Linked DNA regions of Homo sapiens: region 1 is linked to region 2. A link is a loop called in an ENCODE intact Hi-C map of the cell type or tissue named here. Cell type or tissue: heart left ventricle. All regions are shown on one strand. Links, peaks and the distances in the headings refer to the core of each region. The heading gives the core; the rest is flanking DNA.

What was found. Hi-C counts contacts between places; a loop is a spot of excess contacts. Peaks named below come from ENCODE experiments on the same cell type or tissue, not always from the same donor. Only the 100,000 strongest peaks of a DNase experiment are listed, where the experiment ranks them.
Region 1: it touches region 2 in a loop (5-fold over the local background); 4 of 110 quality-filtered maps call a loop at or near these places.

What each region holds. Positions count from the first base shown.
Region 1 is chr2:176,487,381-176,495,719 of GRCh38, forward strand. No RefSeq gene overlaps it. Among named protein-coding and RNA genes, the nearest start is that of NRAL, 16 kb to the right of the region's middle. In heart left ventricle, for the core only: no CTCF peak of the experiment used is centred there; DNase peaks (open chromatin) are centred at 2,871, 3,231, 4,151 and 7,711; H3K4me3 peaks cover 810 bases; H3K27ac peaks cover 4,013 bases; H3K27me3 peaks cover 681 bases.
Region 2 is chr2:176,550,296-176,558,634 of GRCh38, forward strand. No RefSeq gene overlaps it. Among named protein-coding and RNA genes, the nearest start is that of MIR1246, 47 kb to the right of the region's middle. RefSeq lists an enhancer at 4,186-4,480 and a silencer at 5,566-5,860. In heart left ventricle, for the core only: a CTCF peak has its summit at 4,358 (motif pointing left); a DNase peak (open chromatin) is centred at 3,546; H3K4me3 peaks cover 1,150 bases; H3K27ac peaks cover 1,422 bases; H3K27me3 peaks cover 3,703 bases.

The DNA.
Region 1 (8,339 bases), core at 160-8,159, 63 kb before region 2:
GATTGTTTCTTTTGCTGTGCAGAAGCTCTTTAGTTTAATTAGATCCCATTTGTCAATTTTGGCTTTTGTTCCCATTGCTTTTGGTGTTTTAGTCATGAAGTCTTTCCTCATGCCTATGTCCTGAATGGTATTGCCTAGGTTTTCTTGTAGGGTTTTTATGGTTTTAGGTCTTGTGTTTAAGTCTTTAATCCATCTTGAGTTAATTTTTGTATAAGGTGTAAGGAAGGGGTCCAGTTTCAGTTTTCTGCATATGGCTAGGCAGTTTTCCCAACACCATTTATTAAATAGGGAATCCTTTCCCCATTGCTTGTTTGTGTCAGGTTTGTCAAAGATCAGATGGTTGTAGATGTGTGGTGTTATTTCTGAGGGCTCTGTTCTGTTCCATTGGCCTGTATATCTGTTTTGGTACAAATACCATGCTGTTTTGGTTACTGCAGCCTTGTAGTATAGTTTGAAGTCAGGTAGCATGATGCCTCCAGCTTTGTTCTTTTTGCTTAGGATTGTCTTGGCTATGCAGGCTCTCTTTTTGGTTCCATATGAAATTTTAAGTAGTTTTTCCAATTCTGTGAAGAAAGTCAATGGTAGCTTGATGGGGATAGCATTGAATCTATAAATTACTTTAGGCAGTATGACCATTTTCACAATATTGATTCTTCCTATCTGTGAGCATGGAAATAAAACTTTGTCCATCTTTATCACTCTTATAGAATGACACCTACAAAGTCATTCCTCCTCTGTAGTGCCAGTCACACAATTGAGAGCAAATGCACCTAGAAGGGCAGTGAGGAAAGGGGATGAGAATGGGGGAAAAGCCAAAGAGTGGGGCCACAAGGCCCAGGCCATTAAATGGGGGCTGTGGTTGGTATGAGAAGATGGGGGCAGGAGGATGGTAACCACAGCAGAGAGGTGGCAGACCTAGGGGATTGGGAGGCTCAGAGAACACATTTCACAGATTGTTCTGGGAGGCTTAACTATGGTGATAGCCCTCCTGGCTGATCAGAATGTAATAACTTGGTAACTTCTAGTTTCAGGAAGGTATCATTCCACCGCAGAATTCCTACAGAAATTCCCACTCTCACCAGAGGGCTCATCAGGGAAGGAAGCTGGGATCTGTGCTTTGAGAACTCTTCAAGTTAAGATGTTGTCTGGGAATGTCCATGTCCCTCTGGAGAAAAAGGGCCCTGTTTCTCACGAAGCAATCATTCCTGGAGGCTGACTTGCTTTATCCATGCTCTATCAATCTGCCACCTTTTGGGAGAACTAAATCTAGTCCAAACATTTTTATAATGCTATTTGATAGTTTGAAACTGAGTCATATTTTATCAAACCTCCATTGTCATAGTTCCAACAGAGAGGTTGAAGAGCTGCCCTCTAAACACGAAGTTTTAAAAAACAATCTGTGTTCCTCATTAGCCACAGACTTTAAATTTTACTGTTGGAAACTTCTCAACTTAGAAAAATGTTAGGTGAAACAGCCTTAAATGTGGGCTTTCTCACGACTGTTAATATTTGATGTGCATACTGAGAAATACTCTTGCTACAGAGTTGGATTTGTGTCTCTGTTGTCCTCAAACCCCAAAACTTAAAGAACAATGAGAAGAAGACAAAGTGTGAACAAAAGATTTAGATGCTCTGAAAATCAGCTATACTTTATCAGGGTTTGGTACTGAAAACCCAGATTCTAAAGTCCGGGTGATGAAGCCTTTTCTGCATGCAGGATAATGGTTTCTGAATAGCAAATCGTCTCATACATAGGTCTCCCTGGTTGATTTCTGCATGGGTCTCAGAGATGACACGGCTTTCTCACTAAGGAGCATTCATTATTTTAGATGTGCCCTCATTTAGCAGTAAATCATCAACAGTAGAAGTGCAAAATTTGGAAATGGAGATTCAGCTGGAGAAAATGCTATGTTACTTCTCTCCTTTTGGAAATATTTTATGTCCTTCATCCCATCACTGCATTATACATTTAAATAAGGAATTCTCCTGTGTAAATTCCTGAACAGACACTACAACTTTATTTGTAATTTTGAAATTGGAAGATACCTTAATCCACCCTTCAACTTTACACATGAGAAAAACAAGACCAGCAGGAGACCAAGTGACTTACTCATGCTCATATGAAATAAATTGTTTAATTTAGGGGTTAACTCAACTTCTAAAGTGAAATAAAATGAACCAACCAAGCACCTGCTTTGTTTCCTATTGTGCACTGAGTGAAGGTTAAAATTCGAAGTTTAAACCTGAGCAGCAGCCCCTCTACTGCCCTCCCCAAACCTCCACTTCCAGACTAAGGGAAACTGGTCAGAAAATGTTCTTAAGAGCTTTCATTCATAGGATTGCATTCAGGCTTTTCCTTTTTGTGGCAATCAACAGTTATAATCAGCAAGTGGGTCACTGCTGGCCCTGATTACAGACAGGAACAGGCTTTATAAGTGTATGGTAACACCAGGCAGGCAGGACTGGCTGAGGTGGAACAGAAAAAGGAGCAACGGGAGGAGAAAGGTGCCATGGCCCCAGAACCTTGCTCTGAATTGTCAGCTGGAAAAGAACAGTGCCTGGGTGCAGTCACTCTTCCTTGAGCCTAAGATCATAGCTTTTCTTCTGGGATAGCCTGGCACTCCACAGACAAGCTGGTGATTCTGAGGGAAGTTTTGGTTCCTTTCTCTTGGAAAGAAGCCCCCTGAGCAGACTGTGAACGTATTTTGCGTGTTAATTATACCTATAGGACCTATTCGGTCTTCTATTGAAATTCGTGGTTTACTCTCTCTTCTCCAGCAGTCCACAGGCACCCAGCTGCAGAGTTCTCCCGAAGGACGACCTGTGTGTGCCTCCTCCAGGGCACGTCTGTGGCCAACCGGGCGCTCAGGAGCCTGTGGGGTGGAGTCCTTCTCCGTCCTCTTTGGCCCTCCCTCTGACACTCTCCGCAACCTTTGTTTTGGATTTTCCTCCCTGTAAGCTGTCGCTGTTTCCCGTGTCTCTGTCGCCATTCCCTCGGTGGCCGGTGCGCAGGGGATACCAACGCAGCCGTTGCCTGGGGACTGGGCCTTGTGCGGGGCCGGTGCTGCGGGCTGAGAGCGAGGCGGGCAGCCCCAACAGTGCGAGGACCGGCTGGAAAGGTTGAAGGAGACTCAGATTGCCAACGGGGCGGCTACTCTTGCTGCAAAGGGAACGAGGACCCGGGCTCTCCCGGCCTCACAGCTGCTCCCCTCCTGGGGATTGGCCCAGGCCTGCACGGCCTGAGCTGCAGACTGCCTGGAGCAGCTTCCGCCGATGGCCGGGACACGGCCTGCCCCTCCCCACAGCGGCGCTTCTGTCCACAGCAGCCGCCCAGCGCAGGCTCCCCCAAGGTTCCCCGGCAACCCCCACTACAATGCAGCGCTGTGGCCTGCGGCGGAGGCAGGAGGCCCGGTGGCGGGTGTTCTCTCTGGCCTGAGCTCTCAGATGGCGCCCATTTTGATGTGCTTGTCATTGTCAGAAAGGCCATTCACAAGCCGAGATACTTTCCTCAACGAGACAAAAACACAAGCGATGCTTGCCTTCCCTCCACTCGGAGGGCCAGGAGGGGTTCAGCGTTCTCACCTCTATCGCTGAGATTGGACACTAATAAGGGAGGATGACTGTCAGTTATTTGTTCCAGCTGGAAGCAGGGGTACAAAAACAAAATCACCTCTTAAAGTTTTTTTCTAGAACTGTATATGAATCTATTGGATTTGGGAACATATCCCATTTGTCCAAGCAAACGTGATAGCCACATACACACAAAGAACCCGAGAGATCATAAATAAAAAACCAAAACTCAAAAGCAACCGCTCAAATAAAATCTGCCCAATATCCCCGAAACTGCTGACCACTTTTATAATCTCCAATGCGGAGTGTTTCTCATGACTAGCAAAGGGAGGGCTTAGGGACGATGATTCAGAAATTGGCCTGAGCCAAATGTGGGTGTCAGTCTCTGGTGATATTTGATGCGCCTCAAGTAACCACAGGCAGAGGAGGAACAGAGCCTTCAAATGAGTTCTGGCTTGTGAAAATGACTCAACTTGTTTGGGGGGTGAACTTGAAAGTGTGCAGCCCAGATGTCAACTTTAAGATCTACTCTGCCTGACACAGCTGTGGTCTTCAAGTTGCCTTGGGATTGGGTGGAGCCACACCCACAGCTGCAGCCGAGCTGTGCTATTTGCAACTCCCCCAGGGCCAACTGCTGTGAAAAGAACAGTTTATTACAAAAAATAAAACAAAATGCCAGCTCATCTTTACAGTTTCACGGTCTGCCTTGGGGAAAGGAAAAGGAGTTTTAGTTTTCACCCCTTGTGCACCAAGTGTGCTGTCTGGGGCCCGTTTTGGAAAGATCTGGAAAATTCTCTACTGTGCTGTTGACTCACTGTCTGACCATGGGCCTGCCATTTAACTTGGCCAGCCACTGCTTCTCTGTTTGGGAAATGGAGAGAATGGCATTTGCCATCTACCACATGGTGATGTATAGAGTGCTTTGGCAACGAAGGTAGATCTGAATGAAATCTGTGATGCGTTATAATCATTTTCTTCAAACAAAGATAACTTCAATCATTGTTTCAAACAAAGATAACTGAGTTTGGGAAAATTGTTTGTCCTGACAGCCTTAAGAAGCTCATTCAAGTTGATTCAAGGGCAGGCTTTAAAAGAAAACAGTGTGTCTGAAAGACTATGAAATTGGAATATTGAGGCAAATATTAAAAGTTTTCCTACTCTAAATACAACACAGACAAAAGACAACAAAAATATCTTGTTATCAAATGAAACATCAAATTACTAGACTAAAGATAAAAAGTGCTTTCCCCATAATATTCAGCAGATAGGCTAAATGCTACTTATTTAGTGTTAGAAAAACAGACCCCTTGTCTATTATTTCTCAGTGCTTAATATATTGAGTTTGATCCTTTGAGCCTAGAAAAATGAGTTTGCACTATATATGTGTGTGTGTGTGTGTGTGTGTGTGTGTGTATGTGTATATATATATTAGAACCCAGCCTGTGAGTGGGTACGATAGTGTTTCTGTGGTACTTAAGCATCTGAAAGAAACATGAACTACATTGATCAACCAAATGTTTTGTCTACACAATACCAAGCATTAAGATATTTCACTTATATGTGGATTCTTGGTGTCATATAGATGAAACGCTTCAGAAGATAATTGAGATTTTTCCTTTTTGTTAAAATATTTATCATATATAGAAACAGTTGAAGTCTTCAAAGTTCAGAGGGAAGAAACAGAAGGACATAGAAGCAAATAAAAACAAGGATGGGGACACTGCTAGCTTTTATGGTGACACTGTCCTCTGGGTGCACAAGCAGAGGACACATTCGTATGAAGAAGAAAGCACCACTTCCTGATTACAGCAACTTCATGCCAAAGGCATGTGACTTGGCCATTGGAACATGGACTAAATTTTATCCTCCATTCTTTCCTCAGCTTGGAGCCTTTGTGCAGTGCACTAACCATACAACTGTACATACTGGCCCTGAAAAGCCACTGAAAGGAATAGGAGAAATGTTCAATAATAAGGTAGAAGTAGATGTGAAGAAGAGAGATAGAGGCTTGTCTTTGCTCACAGGCCTCCTCAGTGAATGTTCACAATCCAGAGGGCACTGTGTGTGTGTGTGTGTGTGTGTGTGTGTGTGTGTGTGTGTGTATACGAGCCACTTGTTTGTTGGTTGGCTTATTTTTGAGGTGAGAAAATACTATAAATTCTGGCCATATATTTACTGCCTTCTCTATTCGGTGCTGTGCCTGTCAAGTTTTCACTTCCTCTGAATTTTAACTCCCTGTCTCCCTCCCTATGCTATTCTCCCCTCCTGCAACACAAATGCCTTTTTAAATTTTTGCTAGTTTAATTAGTACATGCATTCATTTTGATTGATGAATTGATGTGGCTTATTTGTATGAAGACTCTCTTCCACTACCAGCGCTGTAATAGAAACGGCTTGCGTGGGGCGACACCTGCTCTGATGCTGCAGACATTCTGTTTGATGCGGAGAGGCCAGCCATTCGGCTGTGATTTTGTAGTCTCTGGGGAGATATTTTTTCATCACTGTTGGTGGAGTGGGAGGAGGCTGGTGGCGAATAAAGAGAGAGAGTGGTGTGAAACTGATGGCTGAGGAACAACATAGCTAAGGATTTAATGTTTATATCTTACTGGACTGATTTTGAAATAGTCATTGTTCACACCCTGGGCCCAGGAGGGAAGGAGACCTTGACATTCTGCCATCAGTAGTAAGGTATTGTGAATTAGTGCAGCCAGTTGAAACTTTCCAACACCTCTTGCCAAAGAATTAAGCTGAAATTAGTGCACAGTTGGTAACAATTTGATTTCTAGTTTCACTTTAATCAGTGAGGATTAATGGGTAAAATTTTTACTTCTAATCTCACTTTATCCTGACTAACAAAAGCTGTCACTTCCTTGAAAACTGCTAAATGAAGAGGGATTTATACGATCTTTCAGAGAATAAAAGCTAAAGTGCTAAGGCCCACTTTTCAGACCATAAAATTTTCAAATTGCCCTCATACCCTCTACATAATGCTTAGAGAGCTGACTGCTGCCTGATTCAGTAAGGTTTATTGCTGGAAAATGGTGGTGGAAAAACTTAAGAGCATTCCTAATGGCTTCAAAACTCCAGAAGAAATGCAACAATCTTCCTGGGGAAAATTAATTTTACAGAAGAAAAGAGGAAGTAGGATTCGAATTGCGAATACAGCATTGCCCATCTAGTACATATTTTAACTCCTTTTTCTTGTTTCCGTTGGCCACCTTAGCTAGCCCTTTGTATGACCCTTCCCTGACAATCAGTCCACAGCAACATTGTGAAACTGGTGGTCTGTCCCCACTCTACCAAGGTTTTCCCTGAATATCTTATGATCCATTTTTTATTAACTCTCACTCCCAAGAGGCCCTCACTCAAGATCTTTTTCCTTGGGGACAACCTCCTACTCCAGACTTTACTCTGTTTTCTTGTTCCACTTCCCACCAAAACCAATGTTGTTAGGAACCTTTATGCACTCATTTCTCACCTCCCTAATTTTAGTATCTTCAGGGTAGGAACACAGCACCTTGAGCTTGGAAGTCAAGGCTTGAGTAGGTATGATTGATGGAGATGTTGGGGAAGGCATTATTTGAACATCATGAGTTGTGAGACCGGGTGATCTTTCAAGTTCCTTCCATTTTCCAATTCTGTGAGTCCACAGCATCACCAGAAGGGAAACATGGCCTCCTCAACCCTTTCTCTAGTTTGATCAGAACCAAATATGAACCTTTACTCCAAGGCTTAATTATCTTCAGATAAATTTAATTCCCTAGCTACTGGGTTGCTCCCAAGATTATGCCGCAGAATGGACACCTCTTTTCATAATCAACTGGGAAATAGGAATGAATTCTCTAGTGCTCGGATGCAAGAACCATCAACCCTCACAATTCTTTGTTTTTCCCAGTCATATTCATTCTAAGTTTCCACTTAACAAAGCAGGTTCACTATCAGTTATTTAAGGGGTTCCTTCCCCCTCCAATGAATTATGTAAGAACCCTGGAATTTAGGTGGTGCCAAGAAAATTCGGAACACTGTGTTTCTAGCTCGTGGTGGCTTTAATCTTTGTAATAAGACTTCTGCTAAATGAAGTGCTGTTCAGCATTGGCACAGAGGGCTGTTTGGGTGAACCCATAGGGCACCCTGCCAGCCCTCAGAGTCATGATTCTTACCCTCATTTACCACACAGGCTGTCATTTGAGGAACTTGTCACAACCCTTTGTTTCCTATCTTGTTTTGGGAGGATACTTCTGTTCCCTTGGATTGGACCATGTCCAGTTCTCACCCTTAAGGCCTTTCCTTGTCTTAGTCAATTTAACTCCTCTGCTCTGTAATCCTTGGATTACAAAACAAGTTGTTTCTCCTTTCCAGGGACAAGAGGAGCTTCCCTATTGTTCTTAATTCTTAGGGCAGAGAAAAAGGCACAATCATATTAACTTGTAGCAGACGAGAAGGAATTGGGTAGATTAGTGAAATCCTTTATTCCTGCTGATTTTTTTTTCTTTTTAAGACGAGGTCTTGCTCTTTTATTCAGGCTGGAGTGCAGTGGTGTGAGCACAGCTCACTGCAGCCTCAAACTCCTGGGCTCAAGTGCTGCTCCTGCCTCAGCCTCCTGCAAAGCTGGAACTACAGGTAGGTGCCACCACACTCCACTTCCCTACTGAAATCTGTCAGTCATTTAGGGCTATGCCCACATCTACATATGTACCTTAGGTTTATTTAATAGAGGATTGTAACTGCTATTTGAAAGCTCTGTTAGAATGAACTTGTCTAGTGATACT
Region 2 (8,339 bases), core at 118-8,117:
TCTCTGTAACCACTTCTACCCATATTCATGAAACCATCAAGTCCTTTTGTTTCCATCTACCAAATACTCCTAGGGTCTTATGCTTCTCCCAAATTTCACAAGCACCACCCTAGTCAAAGCCATCATCCTTCTGTGACCTGCCTACAGCAATAAACACCTAGCTGGTATTTTGCATGAACTCTTCATCACCTCCATGTATTGTCTACACAGAAGACCTAGTGTCTTTAAAGACATGGGTTATAGTGTGTCCTTCCCCCTTTGCTCTCACTCCACTCACTTATTTCAGTTCTTTCCACATGATCATCCTCTTTCCTGCCATGGGACCTTTGCAAATACTGTTTCCTCTCTCTAGAACTTTCTGTCCTTTTCATCATCTGGCTAATTGTTCACTCACTTCTAAGGCTCCGGTTAAGTGTTATTTCCTTGGCCCCTCAAACTAAACTGAATCCTGTCATGCTCTTACAAATTTACCCGTTGATTTGTCAGCTTCACTTGTTTTACCTGATAAATATATAGTCATTTTTACAATTGTTTAATATCTGTCATCTCAACCAAAGTATGAGTTCCAAGAGGACAGGGACTGCATCTGAACCAACACAAGTGTGGACTGGCACTTGGTAATGTCTTTGATGGAGGAGGAGCTCAGGCTGCCGTAACAAATTACCATAGACCGGGCAGCTTAAACAACAGGAATTTTTCTCACAATTCTAGAGGCTGGAAATTCCATATTAAAATCCAGCAGGGTCAGTTTCTAGAGGGCTCTCTTCCTAGCTTTCAAACAGCCACCTTCTTGCTATATTCTCATATGGCCTTTCCTTGGTACATGTGTGTGGAAAAAGAGAGAAAGATCTCTCCCTCTTCTTTAGGACACCACTTCTATCATATTAGGGGCCCATTATGACTTCATATAACCTTAATTACCTCTTAAAAGCCCTATCTCCAAATACAGTCACATTGGGGGTTAAGGCTTCAACCTATGAACTGGGGATGGGGGACACATTTCAGTCCATAGCAGAGTCCAATAATATTTCTTAAAAATATGAATATAAAGCACAATCACTAATGAAAAATGACTTGCCTTACATTGACAGTTGTCTATTGTAGTTGGGTTTCATGAATACGGAAGAATTAATTTATTGAAACTTTGTATTCAATCATAATTATCTTAATAAACATTTTGTGTTTATTTTTAATTTTTCCTTTTCTGTCATCATTTCCCAGGTAATAGTGTGGTGTTGGCATCTGGATATGTATGTGGCAAAATAAAAGAGAAAACGTTTTTCAAAAGTTTATCAGAATTTAGGGGAAGTTTGAAAGTTAAGTTTCTTTGGCCACTTGAAGACAGTTTAATTCTAAAGTCCTTTTAATTCTGGTTGTGAACCTTACTTCCTCGTTGTGATGGCTAATTTTATGTGTCAACTTGACTGGGTTAAGGGGTGCCTGGGTAGCTGGTAAAACATTATTTCTGGGTATGTCTGTGAGAGTGTTTCCAGAAGAGATTAGCATTTGAATCAGTAGACTGAGCAAAGAAGATTCACCCTTACCAATATGCGCTGGCATTGTCCCATCTCTTGAGGGCCCAGATAGAAGAAAAAGATGGAGGAAGGATGAATTCCCTCTCTCTCTTTGAGCTGAAACATCCATCTTCTCCTGCCCTTGGACATCAAACTCCTGGTTATGGGGCCTTCAAACTCACACAAGTGCCTCCCATTCCCCATCCCTCAGTGACATCTTAGGACTCAGAATTAATTACAGCACTGGCTTTCCTTGTTTTCCAGCTTGCAGATGGCATATCACGGGTCTTCTGGGTCTGCATAATTTCATGAGCCAATTCCCATCATATATATATATATACACACACTATACATATATCCTACTGGTTTTGTTTCTCTAGAAAGCCCTACCTAATGCACTAGGCAAATCATTGGTAGGGAAATAATCCTGGCTCATTGGAAGTGCAACAGGAATGATAAGTCTGACAGATCATCCCATTGTTCATGCTTAGTGTCTATCCTAAAAGAAATACAATAAGAACCTCCACAAAAACTTTGACTGTACTTTGATACTCGCATTTATTTTCCAGAGTGAATACTTCCTCTGGGTTTATTTCCAGAGGCTGCTTCTTTTTGGGGGGAGGGGGAGGGGCGGTGCAGGTGTAGGGGTAAAGGACATCTACTAATTGTGGCTTCATTCCAACTAAAGAAATTCCTCACATCTATTAATGACAAACTGCAATACTGTTGCTGGACTAGAAAATTATCTGTTAGAGTCAGTACAGCTACCAGGGTTATTAAGGAGCACATTTGTTTTTTTTCCCCCTGAGTCAGTGCCCAAAAGACATTTTATGTAGCCTCAGCTATTTTGAGTACAGTTACACAACTGGCTTGAACTTATTTTGGCAAAATCTTAGTGTGTGTGTCATGGGCAATAAAAAATTCCTGGAAAATATGTGTTTTCATACAAAGTACCATTACTTACACTTTCTGGAAATTAATTTCGTGTAAATCACAATGAATGTTTGATCTATAGTCTCATATAGCTAGTTGACTCTGACCAGAGACTAAGTGGCTATATGAAGAGAAGTTGGTCCAGAGAGATGTCTCAAGGGCTTGCCTGAGGTAGTAGTTGAAGCTGTGAGCCACAAAAGGCATGCCTGTCAAGGGCTGGCCTCACAGCCTAGTTTGCATTCCATCTTTTGGTGTAGTACTTTGTCAGAATGTAGCAAGTAGAGAAATTCTGTTGTGCATACATTTTATGGCTCTCAGTGGTTAGGATCTGAACTTGGTAGACATTTCACAGGGCACAAGATGGTAAAAGATCCATAAGGAGAGCCTGGGTGGTAAGGGTCAGAGCTCTGAGTTCTAGACCTATGTTTGCTGCTGAGTGACTTGGAGGTAGTCTGCCGCTTACAGGCTCTGCGACCGTGGGCAAGCCATTTGACCTCCTCTCTCTCTCTCCATTTTCTCATCTCTAATAGGAATAATATGAGTGCCTGCTTTGTAGCGTTGTTTGAAGATTAAATGAGTTGATGCACAGAAAACACTGAGGATAATACCTGACGTGTAGTTGGCACTCGATGTTCGTTGCTTACCTCTTTTTCTGTTTTTTATTTTTTTAATTTATTACATGATTATCCCACTAACTTGCCTCCAATGATTGTGGTTAAGTATAAACTACTAATCCTGCCCTGAGAAATGTCTCATTTGATGAGACAATGGTTAGAAATGGTCATTTGATGCAATAGTTTATAACATAAGTGAGCAAGGAACTATTTTCAAATATGAAAACTTTTGGGCCATGTATTTCAACTCCTTCCTCCATTTTTTAAAATTCTCCTCTAGATGCTTACAAGGGGGTTAGTACCCCTTGTTTAGGCTCTCTCCTCAAAACTCCCTTCCACTCCAACTCCCTAGTTTTCTTTAACTTTCTCCCCCTTAGGAAAGTGAAAGAATAAGAGCTCCAGCTAGAGACGCTTGATTGAAATAGCACGGGCACACGGCAGCCTCCTCTGCAGGGCTTTGCCAGCGAGCCCCGCCCCGCCTGCAGATCCTGGGTATGCTACTGGGTACGGGAACCGACCCCTGACCGTGAGGCTCGGCATCGGGCCCTGGCTGTTCTGAAGATAAGGACGATCTCCCTCCGGGGTCCAGGCAGCACTGCCCGTCTTGCTATCCTTGGAGTCTGTGCCAAGTACATCAGGAAAATCTCTTTTTCATTGTTTGATTTTCCACGGGCTTTGAAAACGTTCCCATTTCATACAGCCAAGTCCAGAATTAAATTGGACTTCACTGATCTTTGCTGACAAAAAATTCCCATTCCACTTCCTGAGGCTCTTCCGCCTGGATTTGTTTATTGGCCTCATAGATGATGTTTCTGACGTGCGCCCAGAGCTCCTCACTCAGAGCCCCTTCACACACGAGCTGACCCTGCACACTGCTTTGTGATATAAATTATTCATCTGATTTCTTCAGCACTAGGCAGGCATGGCCGAGGAGAGCCTCGCTTTCCCAACGTGGAGTCATTGACGTTTTTCTGTTTTCCCGCGAGGTGGTTAGGGAATGATTAAAATGGACTTGAAGAGTCAATTTCTGTTGGGATTGTGGCTCGGCAGTCAGCAATCTGCTAGGGTGGTCTGAGGGCCAGTCATTACGGAAACACTGCCAAAGCTGTGTCTTCATACTTCTCTCTTTCCTTCCTACCACCCTGCCGTACCTAGAGAGGGAGAATGGCAATGATGTGAGCATTTTATGTTTAAAAACAACAGCAACAACAAACTCAACCCCCCAAATCCCCTGAGCTTGCTTTCAATTCCCCTCCCCCTCCTTATCGCCCACGCCACCATCAACAGTGACACCTAGTGGTCAAATATAAATTAGTCCCTTTATTCTGAATTGACTAGCTTTCTACAGAAAATAAAATTTCCTGTAGAAGCAAATAAAGACTGAGCTTTACTCCTTCCATGAACATAGAGAAAGATGGATTATTCATAATGAGAAGCTAAAATATATTACTTGGGAGAAGAGGCAAGTGCATTTTTTTTCTTAAGAACATATTGGAGCTTTGTATCTTAAAAAATAGTTTCTATAGACGAGTGCTTGGTTTTCCTTTCTTTAATGATGGCCACTTTAATTTTATTATAATTTTAAAAGTTAACAGCTGTTCATCAATGTTTTAAGTTTCAACACCTATAATTGTTATGTTTAAAGTATTTAAAAATGTATGATAGTACAAATCAGTCATTTGCATAATCCGTCTCAAATTCTTGGAACCACATTTACTGGCAAAAAATGGTTTCCACTTTAGTGATGTAGTCTCCAGAAACAGGTGAAAATTTTTATTTTAAGAATTTTTTTTTCGGTAAGTGAGGAAGCAAAAACATTTATATTTTTAATGAAATCTTTTAGTGGTTAAAAAAGAAAAACCTTGAATCTTCTTTTAATTTTTAAATAATTATAGAGTCACAAGAAATTACAAAATAGTACAGAAAAGCCCTGTGTACCCTTCACCCAGTTTCCCACAATGGTAACATCTTACATAACTGTGATACAACGTCAAAACCAGGAAATTGACATTGGTACAATTTGTGGAATTTATGTAGATTTCACCCGTTTACTTGTATGCATTTGTATGTGTGCATAGTTCTATGCAATTTATCACGTGTAGATGCATGAACCACCACTACAAACAAGGTAAAAAATTGGTTCATCGCCACAAAGATACCTTCTGCTACCCCTTTATAATATTGAAATATATGCTTGAGCCCAGGCACCTTGTCTGCGGCAGAAAGAAGGCATGTATATGTCATCATCGTCACACACATTTACTGAACTCTATGGGTCTGCCTTGTGTTAATTGCTTATGCAGTAGATACTACTTATTTTTTTAACAACTACATTAATTTAAAAGGACAACAGGGGAGAATTAATAAAAGAAGAATGATAACTCATCTAATGTCTTGCCCTTTAACACAGTGGTCCCCAACCTTTTTGGCACCAGGGATTGGTTTCATGGAAAACAATTCTTCCATGGATGGGGGAGATGGTTTGGGATGAAACTGTTTCACCTCAGATCATCAGGCATTATTAGTTAGATTCTCACAGGAGCGCACAACCTAGATCCCTCGCATGCGCAGTTCACAATAGGGTTCGCGCTCCTGTGAGAATCCAATGCCGCTGCAGATCTGACAGGAGGCGGAGCTCAGGTGGTAAAGCTCACTTACCTGCCGCTCACCTCCTGCTGTGCGGTCTACTTCCTAACGGGACGGTCCGCAGCTCCGAGGCTGGGGACCCCTGCTCTAACACACCAGATAGAGTTTTTTCCAACTCTGTTTTGTATTTGATACAGATTTAAATCAACAAATATTATTGGGCACTGAGCTGGGTGATGAAGGAATTACAGGTGCTGACAAAGTGCACTGCTCAGCACCAATCCTCAGATCTCAAGGTCCGGTCTTCTTCTGGGAACCTCAGACAGCCAAGGCCAGGCTCACTCTCTAGAGTCCCAAGGACAGGACCAGTTCCAGTTGAGAGGCTTGGCACAAGTCACTTCCGCTCTTTTCAACCCTCCTTGCTAGGTTTTTCTTAGACAATTTACTTCTTCAATACTTGAATATCTGAAAAGTCACACCATATTGGGTAATACAGATTATCAATGTGATTTGAATTAGCTACTCCGAAGTAAGGAAAACTGAAAGGCAGTTTAATGATTGTTTTCATCTGTCCAAGCAGGCAATCTGACAGGAGGAGATACCTAGAAGAACATTGGACTGGGAGTCAGAGATGTGCCCTAGTGTTGACTTTGGCACGAACTCACTTGTGATATGATGTGAACTTTGAGTGTCTTAGGTTTCCCATATGAAGAAAAAGAGGCTCAGCAGATGGCCAAGTCCTTTTCAGTGTTATCTTTATAAAGCAAGTGTTAAAAAGTTTCTTTATGGTATCAGCTTCTAAATATTGGGTAGGTGATAAAAGTTAATTAGAAATGCTCCACATGACTTAAAATAGACTTCTGTCTCAAAATGAATGCTTTAGAACTATGTATTCTTATAAATGTGCCCTGTAAGGTCTACATAAGACTTTCCTCTGGAAGTCACTCTCAATCTTGAACGTCTAATGAAATGTATTTATTAGTAAATGATGTGCTAATACATGGTATCATTCTAATGCAACGTGTCTGTTGAGCAGAAATCTCACTCGTGAGGAAATTGTGATGCTAAATTCCTGATGTAAATATGTCTCTTTCCAGCTGTGTGATCTTGGCAAGTCAGTTGGCCTTCTTGGGTCTTATGTGTCCTCCTAAGTTTGCTATCTAAATACAGAAATTTTCTTAGATATCATTCAGGAAATTTCTAGAGAAAACTGAAAATACAGGAAAACACTTTGTAGTCAAGGGCAAGTGAGACACTACGCCAATAGTATATATGTATATATTAGGAAAAAACCTTCAGATATATGGTTTGTTCTACATGCAAAAGAGAAATAGTCTTTCACAACTTTGAAATGGTGGTTCTCCCTCACATAGGATCTCAGGGCCATTGTTCACTGGGTAAGGCTCTACTCAGCCTACCCTGGTCCCTTCACAGGAAAGCCTGCATTGATTACCCACTGGCTATGCTGCACAGCCAGCTGTGGTCCCCGCTTCCTCCACCTCACTTCCAGGCTCCCGATAGAGAGGAGTCCCAGGCATTCCCGCCTGAGCCATACCTCCTGTCAGATCTGTGGCAGCATTAGATTCTCATAGGAGCACGAACCCTGTTGTGAACTGCACATGGGAGGGATATAGGTTGCAAGCTTTTTGTGAGAATCTAACTAATGCCCGATGACCTGAGGTGGAACCGTTTCATCCCAAAACCATCCCCCCAACATCTGTGGAAAAATTGGCTTCCAGGAAACCAGTCCCTGGTGCCAAAAAGGCTGGGGACTGCTGCTGTACAGGTCTCCATGATGTCCTGAGGTGCATAATTTGAAATAATTATTTCAATGTGCTAAATCTACTAAAATTTAGCACTTACTTTTAAGTAGTAATACTGGCAGTACCCTACTTTTGGACATAATGCATTTCCAAAAACGTGCTTGAAATTTAAGTGTGTAAAGATGGAATAAAAGACTCCATGTTTTAAGAATGGGGAATGTCCATTTCCAGAGTTAAACATTTTAATTGATTCTATGATTAGTTCATTCAGTCAGTCAATATATGTTAAATGAGCACATGCTATGTGCCAGGTACTATGCTAGGTATTGGGGAAATTGCAGGGAACAAAACATGTAAAAACCCCTGCCTTCATGGACTTACTTACATTCTGGGGATGAATGGAGGAAACAGAAATAGACAAAATAAAAGAGAAGTGTGTTTAGGCTCTGCACAATGGCTCATGGGACCTGTAATCCCAATGCTTTGGGAGGCTAAGGCAGGAGGACCCCTTGAGGTCAGGAGTTCCAGACTCCATCTCTATAATTTTTTTTTTTTTTTTTTTTTTTGTAATTAGCCAGGTGTGGTGGCGCTCGCCTGTAGTCCCAGCTACTCAGTAAGCTGAAGCGTGAGGATCATTTGAGCCCAGGAGTTCGAGGCTGCAGTGAGCTGTGATTGTGCCACTGTACCTCAGCCTGGGTGACAGAGAAAGACCTTGTCCAAAAAAAAAAAAAAAAAAAGACAAAGAGATGGGAATTTTCTTTATTAAGAGGCAATACATGAGAGAAAATAAGCATGGGGGAATAGGGTGTGTGTGTGTGTGTGTGTGCACATGAAGGGTGCAATTTTTGGTAAAGGGGTTCAGAAAGGTCTCTGTGAAGAGGTGATGTGTGTGAGAGTCTGAAAGGCAAAGATGGCTGATGGATCCCAGC